Linked DNA regions of Homo sapiens: region 2 is linked to region 1. Evidence: chromatin loops called from intact Hi-C (ENCODE). Cell type or tissue: ascending aorta. All regions are shown on one strand.

What was found. Peaks named below come from ENCODE experiments on the same cell type or tissue, not always from the same donor. Only the 100,000 strongest peaks of a DNase experiment are listed, where the experiment ranks them.
Region 2: it touches region 1 in a loop (2.5-fold over the local background); 2 of 110 quality-filtered maps call a loop at or near these places.

The regions. Positions count from the first base shown.
Region 1 is chr7:38,931,566-38,934,065 of GRCh38, reverse strand. No RefSeq gene overlaps it. Among named protein-coding and RNA genes, the nearest start is that of VPS41, 24 kb to the right of the region's middle. In ascending aorta, a CTCF peak has its summit at 1,343 (motif pointing left); a DNase peak (open chromatin) is centred at 1,319.
Region 2 is chr7:39,270,083-39,272,582 of GRCh38, reverse strand. The region is part of intron 4 of POU6F2 (POU class 6 homeobox 2); the gene reads right to left. Among named protein-coding and RNA genes, the nearest start is that of SNORA20B, 58 kb to the left of the region's middle. RefSeq lists enhancers at 449-949, 950-1,450. In ascending aorta, no CTCF peak of the experiment used is centred here; a DNase peak (open chromatin) is centred at 992.

The DNA.
Region 1 (2,500 bases):
GAAAGATTTAATGTAAACGGCAGCGTATGGCAGTGCTGATGATTTCTCATAAACTACATGGACTAATTTAGAAAGAAAAAAAAAAGTCAGAGAAGCCTTCAAGGAAGTAATAACCCAGAGGTAAAAAATATTGATTAGGGAAAAATATTATCTTAATCAAAATATGTCTTTTAGCTGGAAGTTGTTTGGGCTTCAGAAAGAGAACAAAATATGTTTCTAAGATGCACATTTTTCCTGTGGTTTTTGTTGAATAATGAGCAACGCCATCACTGTTACTGAAGTCTTTGCTGTGTAAATCAAAAGGAAGGCTTTAATAATTCTATAGGAAACCTTATTTATTAGTGTGATCAACAGTAAGCAATATTAACTATTTTTAAAAATCTCAATATATACCCATGAATTTGGGTATATCTTAATGTTAGATCCTGATAAATTTTACAGGGCTTGCCATATACTATATTTTCTTCTAATGAGAGCTTGTTATGTCTGATCTCTTTTTATCTGTCTTTAGAAGCAAATAATTCAAAATAACTTGTTTCTGCTAGCATTTGTTTGGAGCTCAAACAACTTCTTTTTAAACTCCTTTCAAGTTTAAAGCTTGACCTTTTAAACATGAAAATCAAACAATATTTGAATAGGCTACATGTTGTTTTATTTTTAGGAATTTTCTCAATTGAAATCGAATCTGAATCAAAGTAGATAAGAGTTACTTTAAAATTCTAACACCTCCCCAGCTTTTCCTTGATCTTATAATGTATGACTGTTCTTAAAATTTTATATACCCCGAAGTGTCATTATTATTTTCGTTTGCCATTTTGACACCGAGAAGTTTATTCTTAGGAGAAACTGTCGGTGGGAATACAGGATTCCATTCTGCATCCTATACATGGAGCAGCCTAAACTAAATGCTAAGAGACGCTCCAGAGTAACGGGGGGAAAGCAAAATTAGAACATATTTTCTGACTATTCAGTCTGTGTCCAAGTACACAAAGTGAGAAGTTGATAAATTGCCCAATAAATTTAGTCATTATAGCCCAGAAAATTTAGGTGTAATTGATGATCAATGACCCAAATCATTCAGGGACCCAAGTCCCTAGGAACTTCAAATCCCCATTCCATGTATAAATACTGGCTCTCCCTAAGGCCTCCTTCCCTGACCTAGACATTTCCTCACGTTGCTTCTGAACACATTTGCAAAACCTTTGTGTGTGAGAACTATAGTCTTTACTTTTGCATTGAAAGTGCAAGGAAAACTGAAGATTATTTTGAATCCAATCGTTTTTCCCCTCATCAAAATATGCAGTGAGCGCCCCCTGTTGGCTGCCTAGCAGCAGGCAATACACAAACACTCAGCCTTGTTAGTACACAAAGAAGGAAGTAAACAAAAAGAGCCAATGGTAATTTGGACTCCCGTATCTAAGGGGGGTAGAGGTGGGGAAGGAAGGAGAGGAAATCAATATTTGCTTAATGGAAAAGGACAACATTGATAGGGAAGGAAGTTTTATTCCCAAGCTTTTAATGGGGTATTACAAGCACTGGGGAGGAGAAAATTCTCTTTCTTTTCTCTTTCTTTCTTTTTTTTTTTTTTAAGCTTAAAGCTGTATATTTTTTTTTCAGTGTTAGATGAGTAAGAGTTCCTGAAATTATAGTGGGCAGAAAAACCAAACAAATACATTTGCTTTTGCTAAGGGCACACTTGGCTTTTTAGGTTGTGCCTTTCCTCTATTCTACTTAAGTCAAGCACTAAGAAATCTACTGTAAATTCTGGACTTTCCACCATGTTTTCAGGTAGGTGATCTGGGCATTGAAGGGAGGAAAAATGGCTAGGAGAATAATACACAAACATGCACACACATATATTTTCATTCTGATATCCTAAGGATTGAGTCAATAAACATAGATTTCCTTTATATTTACCTGAAGTGTCTTAAATTCTAACCCCTTCTAGTTTACCTGTTAAAATCTAGCTTTACTAATCTACAGGGAAGCATAGATTTTATTTAAAAATCCTGTTTAAAAAGTATGATAGTGGGTTTAAAAGTATAAAGGATATTTTTTCAATCCTGACAATAGAGGAGTAAGATGAATTTCTCTCCAAGAAATCTCTTCTCTGATAGGGCATGGTGGCTCATGCCTGTAATCCCAGCACTTTGGGAGGCTGAGGTGGGTGGATCACTTAAGGCCAGGAGTTTGAGACCAGCCTGGCCATCATGGCGAAACCCCATGTCTGCTAAAACTACAAAAATTAGCCAGGTGAGGTGGCATGTGCCTGTAATTTCAGCTGCTTGGGAGGCTGAGGCACAAGAATCCCAGCTAATTGGGGGGCTGAGGCATGAGAATCACTTGAACCCAGGAGGTGGAGGTTGCAGTGAGCCGAGATCACACCACTGCACTCCAGCCAGAGCAATAAGAGCAAGACTCTGTCTCAAAAAAAAAAAAAAAAAAAAAAAAAAAAAACTTCTTTTAGAAAATTTAAATATTCATGCTTTTATTCTCAATT
Region 2 (2,500 bases), 340 kb before region 1:
GGAGCTCCAAACTCAACAAAAGGTTTCTCCCCACTCCCAAAGTTGAGCTAAATAGGTGTTTTTGTTTTTTTTCAGCTAACATTTATTTATTGGGCTCCTATTACAGCTCTGTCCCTGAAAGCAGTCCTTGGATTCACTGAGGAATAAAATATTATGCTGGTCTCCAGGGGCTTCCTGGTTGGTAGGGAAGAAGGACAGAAAGGCCCCCTGGTCCAGAGGGAGGAGGCCAGATCAGGCTGACTGGGAAGACTCCAGCAGCTGAACTGTGATGGGAGTGGAGGAGGGATTAGCCTGGAGTCTCTATCTCTCTACAGTAGTGGGAGGATGATGAATCGACTAGTTCTTAATACATTTCTATTTGGTATTTATGACTTATCTCTAGCTGAGCAACTACTAAGTGCTGTGTTTTCTTAAAAACCACTGAATGGTTTCTTCCCTATGATCCTGGGTTATTTCTGGACTTCCTTCTTAAGTTTTCTCTGTAGCAATCATAATATTTAAATTTATCTCCAAATCTACCATCTAAATGTTTTTCCGAAGCACTAGCTTTTCTGTAATCTGATCTAACAACAACCCCCTCTCCCCCACCCCCACACACACACCCCAACTCCTCATCCTCTTCATAACCGTATGGATCCCATGGAACCCAGCCTTTTGCTGGATCAGAAATAAAATCTGTAAAGTTTTTCTTCTGCAGAAAATTGATTTTGCTGGAAACATTTCCATTTCCAGGATTTTTTTTTTATAGTTTAAAAATAAAGAATAAAATAAGTTGAATGACGATTTGAACGGCTCCTGGATGTCTCATCCTCATATTACAGCAAATTATCCCTCCTGGCAGAGATAATGTTTGAAAATGAGCATATAGGCATGTTACTGACGGAAAGTTGTGGCACATCGAGCAGGTTTGCTCAGCCACGAGACGGGAATTTTGCAAAGCTCACGCTGCTGGGATAATCTGCTGCTCCCCACGGCTCACACAGCTGCCAGAACCACTTCTGCTGGCAAACGGCCAGGCCCGGGCACTCTGTGATTCCTTGGCTGTAGGAGCTGCTCCTTGGTCATAGGGTTTTTTTTTTTTTTTTTTTCACTGATTGAGCACAAGACAGTACCTGGGTTTCCTTTGTAAAACAAAACAAAATAAAACAAAGCCAAACTAGAACTTTTTCTCTTGCCATGCCTTTAGGTCCATGTCAGCAAACTTTTTCTGTAAGGCACCCACATCATAAAGGTTTTAGGCTTGGTAGTTATCTGGTCCCTGTTGCTACTTATATTCAACAGCCCACAAACAGCCAAACACAATATGTAAATGAAAGAGCAAGACTGGGTTCCAATAAAACTTTATCCAAGGACACCGAAATGTGAATTTCATATAGTTTTCATGTCTCATGAGTGCTTTTCTCCTTTTGAATTTTTTCAACCATTTAAAAATGTAAAAACCATTCTTAGCTCACAGGTATACAATAATAGGTGGGGACCTGGATCTAGGGCTGCTGGTCGTGGTTGGGTCACCACTGATCTACATTGAGGGATACACTACCCAGCTGGCCCCTGGCTAGAGAAGAGACTGCTCTGTGTTCTGTGGGGTGTGTGAGGGCAAAGCTAACTGGGCCAGGACTCTGACAGAGAATCCTAGAATCCTCAAGGCGGAAGGGGTCTTGTAGAACACTGGAATGAAACAGCCTTTTGAAGCCAAGGGGAAGAAAGTGAGCCTCGAAGTTACTAGCTGAATTGAAGTTATGTCACTAATTGGGGCCAGAATATTGGTGGTTTGATTCTGTAATCTAGGAGGGTTTCTATCCATCCACATTCTAGAGATGTGTAAGCTAATTGATAGAAAGATAAAGTTTGAGTGCACCAGGGGACTCCGCGACCCTCCAGGCCTCATAGTGACCAGCAAAAATCAATGTTCCATTGTAGCTTGATTTCCTAGCATGACAAGATCCAGGTTTAGGCTGTGGAGGTGATAAAAGCCCCACATACACTTCATTACCTGCAAACACTTGTGCACCCTCCCTTACCTTCCACTCTGCAGGAGAAGAGAAGCGAAGAGACTAAAAATAGCAATAACAATAATAACAACTGCCATTTACTAAATCCATTTCCTTGAGGCAATATAGCATGTGTTAAAAGCATGATCTCTGACATCAAACTGTCTGGATTCAAGTCGCCTATCACATACTTCCTATGGCAAATCCTTTAACCTCTCTGTGCCTCAGTTTCCTCATCTGTAAAATAAAATTGTTCTAAAGATTCAGTCTGTATCTACAAAGCACCCATGGTGCTACTTCATGTGTTTGCTCCCTCATGTCATCCTCAGAATGACTCTTAAAGACAGGCATTATTAATCACGTGTCACAAGTCACATGGATACCACGTGTATGGATACCAAGCCTTAGGCATGTGACTTGTCAATGGTCTCCCCCGCTGGAATTTGAAGCTAAGTCTGCTCATTCCTATATCTGTGATGGTGCCCTGTCTCTCAAAGACAGGGAGAAAT